4 separate regions of the Homo sapiens genome follow, and regions 1, 2 and 4 are each linked to region 3. A link is a loop called in an ENCODE intact Hi-C map of the cell type or tissue named here. Cell type or tissue: GM12878. All regions are shown on one strand. Each heading gives the region's core, and the rest is flanking DNA. Links, peaks and the distances in the headings are about the cores only. Region 1 overlaps ETFA (electron transfer flavoprotein subunit alpha). Region 2 has its middle 3.1 kb from the start of ISL2. Region 3 overlaps TMEM266 (transmembrane protein 266). Region 4 overlaps SCAPER (S-phase cyclin A associated protein in the ER).

Region 1 (4,430 bases), core at 1,087-3,586, 94 kb after region 3:
TCACTCCCTTCTCATCAATGTACTTTTAGCAATAGGTTCTACCTTACCTATAAATGGTTAACTACAATTCTATATTTTTAACTACAAACTTAAAAACTTTAAATGTATTTCTATTTGTATAAGAGTTATATTAAGACCACCAAAAAAAAGATGAAAAACCAGGGTATTCCTGAATCTGAAGTAGGCACTGAAACTAACATTTCATTATTTTGTCTTTTATTATTTTTGAGACAGGGTCTCACTCTGTTGCCCAGACTGGAATGCAGTGGCACGACCACAGTGCACTGTCGCCTCCACCTCTCAAGCTCAAGCAATCCTCCCACCTCAGCCTCCTGAGTACCTGGGACTACAAGCACACACCAATATGCCTGGCTAATTTTTAAACGTTTTGTAGAGATGGGGTCTCACTACATTGCTAGGGCTGGTCTCAAATTCCTGGGCTCAAGCAGTCCTCCTGCCTCAGCAACCTAAAGTGCTAGGATTACAGGTGTGTGTCACTGCGCCTGGCCCATTTCATTATTTTTAAAGTGAAGAAAAAAGAAAACCTACTAAGATTAGGCAAAGGTAAGAGATACTAGGAGGCCTTCTCCTCACTGAATGCTATATACCATTTACTTGGAGGCTTAAGAAAAACTGGTTCAGAGAGAAAAACTGAAAAATCCGGAAAAGTAAAATAATTTGTAGGGCTGAAAGACTTACACAAAAATGAAATAATGAAGAAAAAATATTTCCAACAAAAAGGGAATATCTTTCTACTAAGGAAAATAACTTTACCTGCAGCATGTAGTTGATCTGCCAAGTCATATAACAACTTAAAGTTCTCTCCACTCTTCAAGCCTCGACCTCATTTAAAAAGATGAAAAAAAAAAATTAGGCAAACATCAAATACATTCTGGAACAATTTTGCTATTTTATATACTGGAGTAAATTTTCATATTATGTAACTGCCATATTAAGCATGTCACCTCCTCTATAAACCTTTTCTGGCCTCTGACACTCCTATACTTCTATAAAGCATTCAACACTACTATGATTACCTAGTTAACTAATTGTGTAATTAATATGAGTTTTTTTCCCACTAGAATAAAAACTCTTTAATTTCAGGATCTATATCTATCTTGGTCACTGCCATATCTGCAATATTTAGCAAAACTCTACATATAATAGATGCTCAATAAATTTCTCTGAATGACTGAATAAAGTTATTATTTGAATGGGAGTCATCTCAAGGACTTTAAACTCCTCGAGAGGAAGAACATTCTGCCTTTTCATCTGTTTCTCCAGCACTTGGCAATAAGCCTGTCATAGAACAGATAACCAATATACATTTCTTGAATAAATAAGTGAATAAACAAGTCAGGGCCCAGCTCGGTGGCTCACACCTGTAATCCCAACACTTTGGGAGGCTGAAGTGGGCGGATCACCTGAGGTCAGGATTTCGAGACCAGCCTGACCAACATGCAGAACCTCCGTCTCTACTAAAAATACAAAATTATTATTTTTATTTATTTATTTATTTATTTTTTAGGAGGAGTTTCACTCTTGTTGCCCAGGCTGAAATGCAATGGTGCGATCTCGGCTCACTGCAACCTCTGCCTCCCAGGTTCAAGCAATTCTCCTGCCTCACCCTCCTGAGTAGCTGGGACTACTGGCATCCACCACCATGCCCAGCTAATTTTTTGTATTTTTAATAGAGACGGGGTTTCACTATGTTGGCCAGGCTGGTCTCGAACACTTGACCTCGGGTGATCCACCCGCCTCGGCTTCCCAAAGTGCTGGAATTACAGGTGTGAGTCACCGCGCTGGGCGTAGTGGCACATGCCTGTAATCCCAGCTACTCGGGAGGCTGAGGCAGGAGAATCGCTTGAACCTGGGAGGTGGAGGTGGCGGTGAGCAGAGATTGTGCCATTGCACTCCAGCCTAGGCAACAAGAGCGAAACTCCATCTCAAAAAGAAAAAAAGAAAACGAAAAACAAGTCAGATATATCACTTCAAAATATTAATTTTTTTTTCTCAATGATACTTGCAATAGAAGGCTGTCTGAAAGCTTATTTTGTTGGATGTTTAATTGCAAGGATTTAAAAAGCATAACAGTCCTTATTTTTTCAAAAAGTTAGTCAGTGGGCCATAAAAAAATCATTGTTTTTAAAGACAAGGAGCATGATGTATAAAAATAAGCATGTCTTATGCAATATTAACAGTTTTGATATTAAATGTTAAGAAACTTTTTAAAGAGTTATACACAAAGACATGGACAACTCTGGAAATCTTTCCAAGTGGAAAGAAGGGTAGGAATTATACACAAGATGGCCCTGAAATTCAAGCCAGTTCTATCTATAATTGAGAAGCCAACCATACTCTGCAGAATTCATGGAAGTCCATCAATAAGATGGCACCAAGTGGCAAAGTTATGCAGATAAGATTTATACCATGCTCCCCCTGGTGCCAGTGACTAGGTGTGCAACAGAAACCCCAAACTGTGTATTATGCTCATAATTTCATTTTCCTAATTGGTTAAATGGGAATAATATCCCAAACTTCCCAACTTCTTACATTTGAAAAAGATCTGTGTACTTCTAAAATAAATACTAAAAATAAAAAAAAAAATCAAAGTATTTTCAATTTACATCTTTTAAGATTAATATTTCACTTACCACCAGATACCACCACTTTGGCACCTGTTAGCTCTGGTCGATCACTTTTTGTTAATTTCTGGTCAAGCCACTCTGATATTTCCACTGGTGAAGTACTTGATGCTGCATACATTAATACATAATAAAACAATGACTATGATTTCAAGTTCTATAACAAGAATTATTTTCAAGAGAAACACACAAGTATATAATTCCACGAAATTTAAGTTAATTACTGTGAATTTTCAGTGCTCCTAATTAATTCTCTCTGATAATGGAAAGACTTAAGGAGACTAGATTCCAGCCTTTGCCACATTAGCTGTATGACTCCAGAAATCATTCAATTCTCTGAGTCTGAATATAGAATAACTTTCTTTCTATGAGGTTCAAATAAGACACTATATATGTTAAAGTGTGACACCCTCCACACGTTTCCTATTACATTCTTCTGTTATACTGAATCACCCAAATATAATAGGAAACAGTGACAAGAGTAAAAAAGCTTAATCTTAATAGATCCTCTGTCTCCCACTCCCTTGATCTACCAAAGCAACTATCCTAGTACCAAAGATAATGTGAAAAAGATGTAAGTTATACATATTTATTATTTTTGTATAAGCTTGGGAATATCATTTAAATTGAACTTTCAAATACTATTCATTAGAAATGTAGGCAGAGGTCATCTCTTATTATAATACAGTCTATGAATTAAAAAAGTAAGAAACAAAACAAAAAAACTCCAAATGAACACTCACCCTTTTCTGAACTGGCACTACCGCCACTTGTTGCTGCAGCATCAAAGGATGTTCCACGGACAGAAAACACTTTCACTTTCTCATCACACTTCACTGTACATAGAGCATTTCCTGAAACATACAATCTATTTCTTAAAAGCAACAGCAAAAGGCAACAAAACTAGCACTCCTTTGATGCTTGGAATTTACTTCACAGACAAGGCAAGAAATAACTATTGACCAGTTGTCTTCTAACTCTATTAAGTATAGGAAAAAATGAACCATAACGGTGAAGAAACATATCAGCAGATATCTGTATAACCCTGGATGTCTTTAAAAGCAGGACAGGTACTACCACACCTAGAAGGAAGAAACTCGAACAGGCATCCACACTAAGAAGGTACACTACACCTCTAAAAGGAATATGAACAAAGCTTCCTTCTCCAAAAACAATACAATCAGTAACTCAAAACTATGAGCTGCAACAACTTAGGAAGAATGTAGCTACTGTGCATGCTAAAGGAGGAATATCTTGAAAACACAATAGGTCATAAAGAACAGGTATGAATGTGCTAAGATTTTAAGAGGATTTGAGACACTCTGGATTAGCTATCACATTAACAGTAACCTAAACCATGACAAAATATTTTCCCTCAAACATTATGGAAGATGAAAAGTCTAATTTCAGAATTAGCCATTCATACTGGAATACACAACTTTAATCAGGCAAAAAACGAAGAGTTCACTGCCTTCTCCGACCCCACTAGAGACCAGTGTGCTAAGCAAAAAATCAACTGAAGAGACACTGAAATGAATTTCTTTTCTTTTTCTTGAGACAGGGTCTTGCTCTGTTGCCCAGGCTGGAGTGCTGTGGCATGATCACAACTCACCATAGCCTCGACCTTCTGGCTCAAGCAATCCTCCCACCTCAGCCTCCCAAGTATCTGTGACTACAGGCATATGCCAACATGCCTAGCTAATTTATTTTATTTATTTATTTTTGAGATAGGGTCTTATTATGTTGCCCAGGATAGCCTCAAACTCCTGAGTTCAAGTAATCCTC
Region 2 (4,430 bases), core at 1,014-3,513, 140 kb after region 3:
GGGGTAAGACACACTTGATTTGATGCTCTGCCATTGCTGTCTTGAATTTTTATTTTTATTTTTTTTTTGAGACAGAGTCTCTCTCTGTCACCGAGGCTGGAGTTCAGTGGCACGATCTTGGGTCACTGCAACCTCTGCCTCCCGGGTTCAAGTGATTCATGCCTTAGCTTCCCGAGTAGCTGGGACTACAGGCATGCGCCACCACACCTGGCTAAATTTTGTATTTTTAGTACAGACAGGGTTTTGCCATGTTGGCCAGGCTGGTCTCAAACTCCTGACCTCAATTGATCCACCTGCCTCGGCCTCCCAAAGTGCTGGGATAATGGGTGTGAGCCACTGCCCCTGGCCATTGAAATTTTTTTTTTGAAAATTTTGATGATTATATTTCAAGATTTTTTTCTGTGCATGTACATGCACATACACATACATAAATACTCAAACTTTTTTTAAATTATACTTTAAGTTTTAGGGTACATGTGCACAACGTGCAGGTTAGTTACATATGTATACATGTGCCATGTTGGTGTGCTGCACCCATTAACTCGTCATTTAACATTAGGTATATCTCCTAATGCTATCCCTCCCCCCTCCCTTTTTTTTTTTTTTTTTTTGAGACTGAGTCTCGCTGTGTCGCCCAGGCTCGAGTTCAGTGGCGCAATCTCGGCTCACTGCAAGCTCCGCCTCCCAGATTCACGCCATTCTCCTGCCTCAGCCTCCCGAGTAGCTGGGACTACAGGCGCCCACCACCACGCCCGGCTAATTTTTTTGTATTTTTAGTAGAGACAGGGTTTCACCATGTTAGCCAGGATGGTCTCGATCTCCTGACCTTGTGATCTGCCCACCTCGGCCTCCCAAAGTGCTGGGATTACAGGTGTGAGCCATCGCGCCCGGCCTGAAATTCTTAATAATTTTTTAAACAAAGGGTCGTGCATTTTTATTTTGCAATGGGATCTGCAAATTATGTGGCCATTCCTGCTCAGGAGATTGGTGGGCACTTTAATGAGACCTCATACGGCTGCTTAGCCCAGAGCCCCAGCTACAGCACGTGCTCAGTAACTTAGGGAAGAGAGAAGGGGACTCAGGAAGGAGTGAGAGGGGCCCAGCAGTGCCTGTGGGTACCTGTTTGCTCAAAGGGAATCTGGGGTTGGGGAGGCAGGCAAAGCTGGGGAGAGAGCATGGGTCTTGGATGTCAGGAAGCCTGAAGCCTGACCTTGACTTGCCAAGTTTCTTCCTGCCCCCAGGCCTTAGTTTCTTCTTTGAAACATGGTGCTCCATCCCTATCTCAAAAGCAAGTTCTCAGATGCCTGTGGTGGGTGAAGATGTGGATGCTGAGGCTGTCTCTGGCCTGCTGTATTCAACATCTCCAACTACCTTTGGAGAAGAGTAAAAGCCTTTGGGAGTGGGGCAGAAGGAGAATGGAGGGGGATGGAGCCTGGAGCAAGAGGAGAAGCCTGGTCCAGTGACTTAAGCTGGGCAGCAAGGTCTCAGCCCTGGACAGCAGAAGATCATCCAGAGGGAGTCCAGCAGGAAGAGGTCTGGCCTGGGTTAGGGGACCTGGCTTCCGGCTCCATCTCCATCACATGCTGGGTAACAGGTCACCAGGCCTCAGTTTCCTTCCTGATATTCACAGTAGGACTGATGCTCCCACACTAGCAACAGCTTCCTCTGTGTTGGCTGGACATTGTGCATGGGGCTGTGCCTTTGTAAGTGATGTGGTAGAGGAGGTTTTGGGGAGAAAATAATCAGGGAGACTTCTCTGTGCTTCTGAACTCTCCCCAGTACAGGCTAGTTTTATGGGATAAAGCATAGCTATGGAGCTCAAGCTGCCATTCCTGATAAGGAGAAAGTGATCTAAGACCCAGGATAGGAGGCACCCAGGTCTCCTGCATGCCAGCCTGGGATGTGGAGAGTGTGTGGCCCCTCCATACCTGAGAAGGGAGCAGCCAGGAGGCAGAGAACCAGGGTAGGGCCACATCAATGGTGCCTGTGGCCGTGCCCAGCAGGTGCAGGTGTTTTCTTCTCCCATGTCAGTGCTGGTCTCTCAGGGGTGGCTGTGACCAGAAGTCACACATGGAGTGATTTTGAAATGGATCCCTGGTTTTACAGCTCCAGAGATGTGAAATGGGTGAATGATGGAGCTACACTCATGTGGCTCTTCAATGGCACAGTGAAAAAAGCAAGCAAGATGGAGCCAGATAGACCTGGGTTCAATGCCAGCAATGATTTAACCTGTGACCTGAGGCAGTAACTTCCCCTCTCTGAGCCTCAGTTTCCTCGAGGATTGGAGGGGCCCAATACTACTCACCACATGGCATTACTTTTAAGACCTAATAGGCTAACAACAAGGACTTTGCACATGGTGGCCCTGAACAAATATTTGTTTTGACCTGGCTTCCTAGCATCCCAGGAGGGGTGACCCTCTCCAATCCCCACCTCCCTAGTGAAGTTTCAAAGGACAGGTTTTTCTGGACGGGAAGGAAGAGTTTCTCTGGGCAGGAGACGGTTAAAAGCTGGGACTACGATTCCAGCCTGGGGCTGCCCCCTCCTGGCCAGCTGTCTGAACCCCTGAATTATAGATGTGCTTGCTCCTGGCCTGGCGAGCAAGAGCTAGTAGGTGCTGGGAGCCAGGCCTAGTCCAGGGTCACCTAAGGGTAGGGCCATTGGGCCAGACGCACCTCCTCACTCCACATGCAGACACACACACCGAGTCCCCTCCCAGTTCTGACTGTGCACCCACATTCACAGATATAACCTGTACACAAAGTCTATGCACAGACCACACATCTCCAAACCCCATCTACACAGCAGACACACACACAGCAAGCACACATCGAAATCACAAAGAAATCATCAGATGACACATACTGAGACATACTTAGACCTCCCCTCCCCATCCAGACACACGCAGGCAGGGTGGGCAGAGGCTCCCAACATAAAGATACAGCCACAGTCATAACTGTCATAATTAACACATATGGAGCACTTACTCTGTGCTAGGTATTGCTCTAAGCCCTTTCCAGAGAACAGTTTATTTAATTATTATGTAATAGAGATAGCTACAATTATTATACCCCCATTTTACAGATGAGGAAACTGAGGGAAGGAGAATTAAAATAAGATGCCTGAGGTCACACAGGTGTCCTGGCACAGCCTCAGGCACAGATACCCACCCCCTCGCTCTTGTCCCCCATTTACATAAACACATTCATTCAAACGCAGCATCCCCCAACCCCTGACCTGCCCGCACACACTCAGGGTGAGCGCTCTTTGGGGGACTGTTGACTAAAGACGCAAGAAATGGCCTATTGGCCAACGGGTGGTAAACTGTAACAAGAGCCGGTCCGGTGGCCCGGCGCGGTGGCTCACGCCTGTAATCCCAGCACTGTGGGAAGCCGAGGTGGGCGGATCACGAGGTCAGGAGTTCGAGACCAGCCTGACAAACATGGTGAAACCCGGTTTCTACTAAAAATACAAAAATTAGCGGGGCGTGGTGGCGCTCGCCTGCAATCTCAGCTACTCAGGAGGCTGAGGCAGGAGAATCGCTTGAACCCGGGAGGCGGAGGTTGCAGTGAGCCGAGATCGCACCATTACACTCCAGCCTGGGCGGCACAGCAAGAGTCTATCTCAAAAAAAAAAAAAAAAAAAAAAAAAAAAAAGCCGGACCGGTGAGAAGACTAGACCTCCTAAAGGTGGAGGCGGAGCTCAAAAGCCGGACGCTACTGGACGAGGCTTAAAGCGCTCGCCCCAGCGCGGGGCCGGTGAGGAACGTTCACCGTGGACCATGGTCGAATAATGTTAGCGTGCACTCGGGGCCTCGCCCTAGCCTTCTGCAAAGCCTCGGCCTGCGCCCTCGGCTGCATCCGTTTCGACGCCAACCAACCTCATGCTCTTAGTAGAACGGCAGTAGCGACCGCGCCCTCAGGCCCACAAGCCCGAAGGTCTGGGCAGGGTCTGGAATGGCGGTGGAGACACTTTATCCGCAGGCGTTTCACCTCGCGCCCCACCCAGGCGCACACCAAGTTCTTGGTACTCCTTTTAATGGGAAAACAAGAACAGACACCATGGTTGGATAAATGTTATTTATAATTCATGGGCCGGTCTTTGAACCCTTTCAAACAAAACCCACAGCGATTTCTTTGAAAGAATGCCTGGACTGTGCTCAGAGCTCTCAGATTTTCTCAGGACCAACGAGCCGCCGCCTCGCAGATACCACTGTAAATTACCCAGCGCCTTACGTTCGTTTCTGATTATTTGCATTGCAGTGGGTTTGTTAATGAAGGACAAGAGTTTAGAAAAATCTTTTATTTTGGAAGTTGGACACGCAATCGACCCCAGCAGTGTTCCTAAAAGGAGCTATGCCATTTGGATGGGGGAAAAATGAGGGGGCGGGGAAGTCCATGTTACATTTAAAACAACAACAGCAACAAATT
Region 3 (4,430 bases), core at 807-3,306:
AGCCAAACCATATCAAGCATGATCACAAATATTTATCTGATTTCCTTCCCCAAACCCCAATGGAATGATAGTAAAGAACAAAATCATAAATGCATAAGAATTAAGAAACTATCTCTTGGACAAGTACAGTGGCTCACACCTGTAATCCTAGCACTTTGGGAGGCTGAGGAAGGTGGAGGATTGCTTGAGTCCAGAAGTTTGAGACCAGTCTGGGCAACATGGCAAGACCCTACAAAATATATCTTGTCCCTACAAAATATAAGAATAAAAAAATTAGCCGGGCATGTGCCTGTCGTCCCAGTTACTCAGGAGGCTGAGGTGGGAGGATCACTTGAACCCATGAGTACAAGGCTGCAGTGAGCTATGATCATGCCACTGCACTTTAGTGTGGCAGACAGAGTAAAACCTTGTCTCAGAAAAGAAAGAAAGAAAAAGACAGAGAAAGAGAAAGGAGAGAGGGAGGAAGGGAAGGAGGGAAGTAAGGAAGGGAGGAAGGGAGGAAGGAAGGGTAGGTCTCTGTCCATCGTGACAATCTTGTCTCAAAAAAAGAAAGAGGGAGCAGAGAAAGAAGGAGGGGAGGGAGGGAGGAAGGAAGGAAGGAAGGAAAGAAGGAGGGAAGGAAGGAAGGCCTCTTTAAGTCTTGTCCATCAGGACAAAGAGGAAAGAGGTTTTAGTGAATTGCGGGGAAATGAAGACTAGACAAGAAAGTGGCAACTGATTGAACAGAGTGGGGCATGTGTCACTAAAGTGCTCACAGAGGAGGACAGTGAGGGAAATGGGGTACTTTTCCCCTCGGAACCCCTGAGAGTCTGGGAGGAAGGGGGTGTAGTGTGAAGCTGACACTGGGTGGGGGTGGCTAAAGGTCTGCATGCATAATATTTGAGATCCCAAGACACCCTCCCAAATCCTGCATGGCCAGGAGACTGAGCTCCCCCACCCTGCAAGAGTCAAGGGGTTTGTCCTTGGGAGAAAATGAACCAGGGGGCTCTGCATGTGGGCACTGGGTTAGGCAGGGACCTGGGGAAAGGTGGAGGGCTGAAAATGAGGATTAAATGAAAATCTTTCCCCCTAAAAGTGGGACCCTCTGCCCTATTCCCCTGCCCTACTCCCAGCACAGAGGCAACCAAAATTATAGCCTCAGGCAGGAAGCTGAAAACCTGCAGTCCCAGAGACCGAACCTATAGACACTGACATTGGGAGGCTGTCCAGTGCCAGGTTGCTGCCTGGCCACCCTGTTGTTGGTGAATGCTTTTAGTTGTATGTGTTTTACGTTCATAAAAGTAAAATCAACAAAATATTAAAATAAATACACAATAATATCAGAAGGTGATAAGTTCAATGCAGAGAATTCAGATAGGCTGATGCAACTGAGTGCCTGGGGGGCTGCCCTAGGTGGTGGGTCAGGGAAGGCCCCTCTGAGGGGGGCCACCGTGTGATCTGGGACAGAGGAAGCAGCTGAGAACGCGGCCCTGAGACCAGCGCATGCTTGGTATCTTTACAGAACCAGAAGAAGGATTGCGTCTTGGGGTCAGGTCACGGGAGAGAGGATGAGACAAGTTGGTCAGGTGGGCAGGGCCAGATGGTGCACGTGCTTTGTAAGCCAAAGCTAAGGAGCTCGGGCTGTCTCCCAGGTGGGGTGGCGAACCATCGAGGTTTATGGACAGGAGTGTCATGATCTGACCTGGGTGTGGGAGAGTCCCCCTGAGTCCTGTTGGAGTGATGGCAGAGGGACACAGAAGCCACGGCTGTAGGGGCCAGAGCTGGCAGTGGAGGTGGAGGGAGGCGGGACAGCTGCTGGACTTGGGGGATGGATGGGATGTTGGGGTGGGGGAAAGGGAGGAAGCAAGGAAGGTGATTGCATTTTTGGCTCCAGCTAAAATGAGATAAAAACACTTGAGGAACAGGTTTGGAGAGACAGTGAGGAGTCCTGCTTTGACCAGATTGATTTTGCAACTCCTGTGAAAGTGATACTGTCGTGGAGGCATTGGCGATGAGAGTCTGACACCCCAGTTTGAGGGGTCAGGGCTGGCGAGGTGCATTTGCGCGGCATTGGTAAGTAGGTGACCTCTTAGGCAGGGCGCCCGGGCGTGGTATTTCTCTGTCCGCCCTCCCGACTCGCTCCGTTTAGAAGCGGTGCGAGGCGTGCGGGGAACACTAGGTGGCGGTGAAGGCTCTCCTTCCCGCGAGCCCGCGGCCGGGACCTGCAGTGTCAGACCTAAACTCCTCGTTGGCCCAGATGTCCCATGAAGGCCTTGGCGCGTGAACAGCCATCTCACCCACAAACCCAAGAGGTATCTGGAAGCCTTTCCAAGAAGCTTTCCCCAACAGAAAGTAAAACAAAATTAAAATGTGTGCAGCTTTTACAAGGCCAGGTTGCTGCCTGGCCACCCTATTGTTCATGAATGCTTTCAGCTGTGAGTGTGCTTTACCTTCGTAAAAGTAAAATCAACAAAACATTAAATACACAATAATATCAGAAGGTGATAAGTGCAATGCAGGAAATTCAAATAGGCTGCCACGCCATCTGGGAGAAAGCCCTTAAGAGGAAGCAACCCAAGTCCTCAAAGAGGTGAAAACCCCATTTTACAGAAAAGGAAACTTAGGCTGGAGAGGTGACGGGACTTGCTCAAGGCCACAGGGCCAGGAAGCCACACGGCTTGGACTGAATCGGTCTGGTCCTGGGTGCCTCCTCGTGGAGAAAACGAGCCAGTGTTCAGACCAGCGGGCAGTGACGCCAGGATGGGGTCCCCCAGGCTGGGACGGGGGCCCTGGGTGTCCTGAGGTTTCCTGTTCTGAAAGAGGCTTTCATGTTGTCGAGCACCCCTTGGGGTCACACATCTGGGCGAAGAGCTAGAACTGAATTTGCACCCAGGGCTCCTGACTCCCCGTCCAGTGGCCTTTCCACAAAGGAAACACGTTGTGTTTCCTCTCCCGGGCATCCGTGAGATGGGGGCCAGACTGCAAGGCACCTGAGACGCAGGATCGCACAGGTTGGAAAAGGCTCCGCAACCGTAAGAAGCTCTTGCGAACCGCGATGCTGGGAGATTCCTAAGGAATCATCCAGCTGCGGGAGGCTCAGCCCAGTCCTCCCCACCCCGCCCCCATGCAGGAGCAAAGCGCCCAGAGGTCAGGCTGGAGGCCCCCGCCGGCCCCTCGCCGCTGATTCAGCCTTGCCCGTCTCCCTCCGCAGTTTGAGATCCGGCAGCTGCGCGCGCACCTGGCGCAGCAGGACCTGGACCTGGCTGCCGAGCGCGAAGCGGCGCTCCAGGCCCCGCACGTGCTCAGCCAGCCGCGCAGCCGCTTCAAAGTGTTGGAGGCCGGCACGTGGGACGAGGAGACGGCGGCCGAGAGCGTCGTGGAGGAGCTGCAGCCCTCGCAAGGTAAGCCCGGGTCTCCACCCGGCCCCAGAGTGTCACGGCCGGGGATCCCCCTCGCCTCCCTCTCGCGCCCCGGGACTGTGCGCAGAGTGGATGGGGTTCCTTTCAGGTGTGTGCCCCTCCTTCACTCGTGATTGGGGGACACGCTCAGATCAGTAGCCTCGGTACTGCCTGTCAGAGCCCAGGAGAGAGCATGTAGTCCAGCCACCGACCCAAACTAGAAATGACTCGTCCCCATTTCATGCCTGTGGCCACTGGCGTGCGTTGTGTGTGGTGTCTTCCCTGTCCTCGCGGTAGCCGGAGGAGGAGGTGTGACTTTTCTGTTGTATGGCTGAAGAAACCGAGACCCAGGAAAGCCGTCCAAAGGCGCATCGCTAATAAGTGGCAGAGCCAGGCTTCCAGACAGAGGTCTGGGGCTTCCTACTGGACTACCACCTACTGGGGCCCAAACAAGTCCAGGCCCGGGGCCACAGTAGCCCAGAGCTTGAGCCTTGCAGACGGTGAGAATTCACGAGACGGTGATGTTGGTGGAGATGGGAACACGAGCGATAGCCCAGGGTAGGGTCCTGTATGGAAGGGAGTTATTTCGAGATTCAAATCCCAACTCTTCTGTCAGCCAGTTATGTGATGGGACTCTCTTGGGGCCTTAGTTTTGCCAGCTGTCAAGTAGGAGCAGTACTGAGGCTTCCTCACAGGGCTGCTGCGAGGCTCAGAGGTTTCGGGAATTGCACGGGGCCACCCAAGCCAGGAAATGGTGGTACTGGGCTGGGAACTCGGGCTGTGGGACCCAAAACCCCAGCTTCATCCAGGAGCCACTCTGCCTTGGCATGCCGTGTCCCCTGCAGGGCAGTGAGGACGCAGCCGGGCAGGCTGAGCAGCTGGGGAGGCAAGAGGCCTGAGCTCCAGCCTCTGCCACTCCTCAGCTCCATGACTGGAGGCTTCAGTGTTCCCTTCTGTAAAATGGACTCTTAACTCCAGCTCTGTCTGCCTCACAGGACTTACGAGGAACCGATGGGTGTGAGAAAGCTCTGAGGGCTGTAAGGCACTGCAACA
Region 4 (4,430 bases), core at 1,274-3,773, 650 kb after region 3:
CCCAGCTGGCACAGGCTACTCCAGCAAGTCTACTGTGCTACAAAATCTCTAAGATGCAGGTGCCAGTCTCTATATCCAAAAGTGTCCCCAAGCCTCCAGAGACACACATCTAGTTCCCTCCAGATTGAAATGGGAAACAAGGAAAGGAAAATAAAATGTATTCCCAGCATGTTTTCCCCCAAACTCTCTCAACACATTCCAGAGACACCAAAATCAGTCCACACAACAAACATTCAACCGGAGAAGAAGATGCCAATCTCCCCTTCCGGCAGCCACACCCACAAATTTCACAACCAACTCTTTCAACCCTTACCTCAAAATTTTGTGAGAACAAATGAGGAGATGGCCACCACTTCATTAAGCACACTCCAAAAAGCAACTCCCCCAGCCCACCCTAGCTTACTTGGTAAGAGAGCAAGGGAAATGTAGGGGTGATGCTTAGAGTTTTGCTGGAACGTCAGTTCTTAGCAATTTATGTAGTAAAGTAGCCAATGTCATAAACAGGCACAATCTTCAAACTCAAAAAATGAGGAATGTATCTTCTTTTGATTACAAAGTTAGCATCTAGTCAGAAATCCTGGGCAAACAGGAAAGATACTTTTCACATCATGCTATACTTACCATGTGAATTACATATATGTGTTATTAACTGCATTTTACATATGAGACACAGAACTGAACTGTGATTATTTTAACTAAGGCTAAAGGATAAAAATCACAAATAGGAAAAAATCTTTCAGTGCATTAACAAAACAATGGCTGAATCCACGTACAAAATGAGGAAAAATTATTGCGTCATGTATCTCATAAAGATACTAACCAAATGAGATCATGGATGGCAGTGCTTTGATAATGAGAATAAAGCAAAACAAAACAAGAAAACTAGTTAGTATATACCCAGCATGTGCTTAGACCAAACGTTAAATTTTATCTTCTTACATCACCACCTGTAAGTCTTGGATGAGGAGAAGAGTAGAATATAAAAATACCTTTTAAACTCCTAGATTTCTCAGCATAAGCCTTTGAGCATCTTGGCACAGAATAAAGAATGGAAAACACATCTCTATTCCTCTCACTTTGTCGAAACTTTCTCCATTCTTTTAATCTATAACTTACACACAAAAAAATCTATTGCTAGTAAGCTTTTATAAAGCTTGGAATAAGTGACAGAACCAGAAATAAAAGCCACACTTTCTTGTGGCCAGTTCTAGCTTCCTAAAACACAGTCATGTCAGAGACAGGTGCAAGTTTCTGCTTATCACAAAAAGACGTCATTGCAATTGGTCAATCTCACTTTACTCAAAAAGTATATATATTTTTAAGTAAATTTGATTTCATCAATCAGTCATTTGTTATTTTTAAACAACAACAAAAAAAGAAACTGCTGCTTTGATTAATCTCTAGGGGTAATCTAGAGATATTCTAAGCCCAAATGCTCAGTTTACAAAGCATAACAGAAAACTAAGTCCAGTAGTGTCTTCTACCGCAACATACTGACTCATTATACTCCAAGAATATGATTTTACTTAAAAATGTTTTTCTTTAAACATAAAAAGTGGCTGGGCATGGTGGCTCATACCTATAATCCCACCACTTTGGAATGCTGAGGTAGGAGGATCGCTTGAGCCCAGGAGTTCAAGACTAGCCTGGGCAACATGATGCATCCTCATCGCTACAAAAATTTTTTTAAAATTAGCCAGGCATGGTGGCATACGCCTGTGGTCCCAGCTACTCAGGAGGCTGAGGCAGGAGGACTGCTTGAGCCCAGAAGGTCAAGGCTTCGTAAGCCATGTTTGTACCACCACATTCTGGCCTGGGTGACAGAAAAAGACCTGCCTCAAAAAAAAAAAAAAAAAAGTTTTTGTATGTTGATAGTAACAACATTTAAGTGTAACAACCACACAACATATATTTAGATGGTTTCAACTACTGTTCATTTTGAAACCTGCTTTTGATAACTAGTATTTTTAAGTTAGTCTAAAACCTATTTTGACTGTTTCCAATTTAAGAGGAAACATAGCTGCTGTCTCAATATGTAACTCTTCTTTAACCCCTCATATATTTCAAAGGTTAAATAATGAATTCCAGGGTTTTCAACCATGTTCATCATAAAAACAGAAGTTATCTCTTTAATATTTCTGTAAACATGTATCACTCTGGTTTTCCTCAAAATAGTTTTATTCAGTAAAAAGTAATATGGTATAAAGTCTCTACTTACTAAAAGGCCAGGCTTTTTAGATAGAGACACTCTACACCATGTGTCTGTTTAATATCCTACTACAAACACAAGATTATTTAAAATTAGAAAACACACCTTACAATGACATCCCAATCCCACCCAGGATTGTTTATCGTTAGCCATCAATCTCACTTTTCCCTGACCAAAGTGAATTAGAAGAGTGATAAGTATCTCAATGGAAAGGGAGTAATGTCCAATTAGACATTAAACATGAAACCAAAGAATGTGAAATCTCACTAGTGCCATCTACAGCACCAACGGAGAATACAGATAAGAAGAATTTTAAAAATAATGTTGTGTGTGTATCCAACCCTTTGATTCCCTGCCCAGAACTATGTGTCAAGACAGCTTTCTACCAAATCCTTCACAGAACCTAAAATATATAATTAGGTAATGCCAAAAAAAATCTTCAAAATCAAGAAAACGTGAAGCATAATGCTGATGTTAGTGTATGGATCAAAAGAACAATTTTTCATAAGAGGTAATTAAATGAAAAGCATACAGAATTTATTACAACTAGAAAAAGTAAGATAAATGATCCAGTCAGGGCCAGGCACAGTGGCTCATGCCTATAATCACAGCACTTTGGGAGGCCGAGATGGGTGGATCACTTAAGGTCAGGAGTTCGAGACCAGCTTGACTAACACAGCAAAACCCTGTCTCTACTAAAAATACAAAAATTAGCCAGGTGTGGTGGCATGTGCCTGTAATCCCAGCTACTCAGGAGGCTAAGGCAGGAGAATCACTTGAACCTGGGAGGCAGAGGTTGTAATGAGCCAAGATCGCGTCACTACACTCCAGCCTGGGCGACAGAGCAAAACTCCATCTCAAAGAAAAAAAAAAGATCAAGTCACATGTAGCAAAAATTCAAGAATCTGAGTTCAAATGGATTACAAGGCCTCAAAGCAAACCTTACCTTACATTCGACCACACTCTGATCTGATTCGCAAGTTACATAGATTTCATCTACTGCTCGGCGAAGATTATCAAAAAGAAATGCCCAGTATCGAGCTCTTAGATCAATTTTCCGAGGGTGCCTTGTTTTAGTGGGACTTTTATCAAAGTGTTTATCTCCAGTCGTAGACGATGTTATTTTACAGTCCACTGCAGTACTCTGGTGAAGTAAAATAAAACATGAAAATAAATAAATAAAAGGGCTTCCAGGGACTGGATTTTTTATAAAGATTCAATCAACTACAAATCAAAACTACTCCAGAAATAAAAAGCATCTGTACTGAACATGTATGGACTTTTTTCCTATCATTATTCTCTAAACAATACAGTATAACAACTATTTACATAACATTTACATTGCATTAGGTATTATAAGCAATCTAAAGATTAAAGTATATGGGAGGATATGCATAGGTTATATGCAAATACTACACCATTTTATATAAGGGACTTGAACATCCAAACATTCTGATATCCATGGGAGATTGATATGGTTAGGCTTTCTGTCCCCACCCAAATCTCATCTTGAATTATAATCTCCATAATCCCCACGTGTAAAGGGAGAGACCAGATGGAGGTAACTGAATCATGGGGGCAGTTTCCCCCATGCTGTTCTCATGATAGTAAGTTCTCACAAGATCTGATGGTTTTATAAGGTGATCTTCCTCACTTCGCTGGGCAGTTCTTCCTGCCACCTTGTGAAGAAGGTGCCTTGGTTCCTCTTCGCCTTCTGCCATGATTGTATGAGTTTCCTGAGGCCTCCGCAACCATGCTGAACTGTGAGTCAATTAAACCTCTTTCCTTTTAAATTACCCAGTCTCAGGCAGTTCATTACAGCAGTATGAAAACAGACTAATACAGACATCATGAAACCAATCCCCCATGGATACTGAGGAACAACTGTATATTATAAATCAACTTAACATATCTCTTGACCCTCTTCATACACTTCTTAGAGTATGTATTATTACCTCCACTTTACAGATTAATAAATTGAGGTTCAGAGGCTGAGTTGTTCAAGGTCACATTGCCACAGGAGACCATCTTCTAATTACAGCTCTACAATTACACTGCTGGCTTACCATTAGACTGTTGGCTGAGGTTCAGTGCTGATAGCTCTTTACCAGATATTCCAGACCACCTCATTTCTTTCTATATACCATTCAAAGTTAAAATTAACTTAGGAAGTTTCCTGAATTATACTTCCTTCCCAAAGTTTTTTTCTACATTGATCAGC

The links. Hi-C counts contacts between places; a loop is a spot of excess contacts. Peaks named below come from ENCODE experiments on the same cell type or tissue, not always from the same donor. Only the 100,000 strongest peaks of a DNase experiment are listed, where the experiment ranks them.
Region 1: a loop joins it to region 3, with 5 times the contacts of the local background. A loop is called at or near these places in 17 of 110 quality-filtered maps.
Region 2: a loop joins it to region 3, with 2.6 times the contacts of the local background. A loop is called at or near these places in 69 of 110 quality-filtered maps.
Region 4: a loop joins it to region 3, with 16 times the contacts of the local background. A loop is called at or near these places in 15 of 110 quality-filtered maps.

The regions. Positions count from the first base shown.
Region 1 is chr15:76,282,983-76,287,412 of GRCh38, forward strand. It overlaps ETFA (electron transfer flavoprotein subunit alpha), which reads right to left. Exons shown (of 12, transcript NM_000126.4): 6 at 3,389-3,499; 7 at 2,655-2,756; 8 at 775-843. Among named protein-coding and RNA genes, the nearest start is that of ETFA, 26 kb to the right of the region's middle. In GM12878, for the core only: a CTCF peak has its summit at 2,442 (motif pointing left); a DNase peak (open chromatin) is centred at 3,499; H3K27ac peaks cover 553 bases.
Region 2 is chr15:76,331,487-76,335,916 of GRCh38, forward strand. No RefSeq gene overlaps it. Among named protein-coding and RNA genes, the nearest start is that of ISL2, 3.1 kb to the right of the region's middle. In GM12878, for the core only: a CTCF peak has its summit at 2,541 (motif pointing left); no DNase peak of the experiment used is centred there; H3K27me3 peaks cover 191 bases.
Region 3 is chr15:76,188,778-76,193,207 of GRCh38, forward strand. TMEM266 (transmembrane protein 266) reads left to right here. Exons shown (of 11, transcript NM_152335.5): 9 at 3,191-3,380. Among named protein-coding and RNA genes, the nearest start is that of ETFA, 120 kb to the right of the region's middle. RefSeq lists a silencer at 1,320-1,473 and an enhancer at 2,255-2,324. In GM12878, for the core only: a CTCF peak has its summit at 2,158 (motif pointing right); DNase peaks (open chromatin) are centred at 2,214 and 2,444; H3K4me3 peaks cover 564 bases; H3K27ac peaks cover 583 bases.
Region 4 is chr15:76,838,579-76,843,008 of GRCh38, forward strand. SCAPER (S-phase cyclin A associated protein in the ER) reads right to left here. Exons shown (of 32, transcript NM_020843.4): 5 at 3,156-3,353. Among named protein-coding and RNA genes, the nearest start is that of SCAPER, 65 kb to the right of the region's middle. In GM12878, for the core only: a CTCF peak has its summit at 2,485 (motif pointing left); a DNase peak (open chromatin) is centred at 2,466.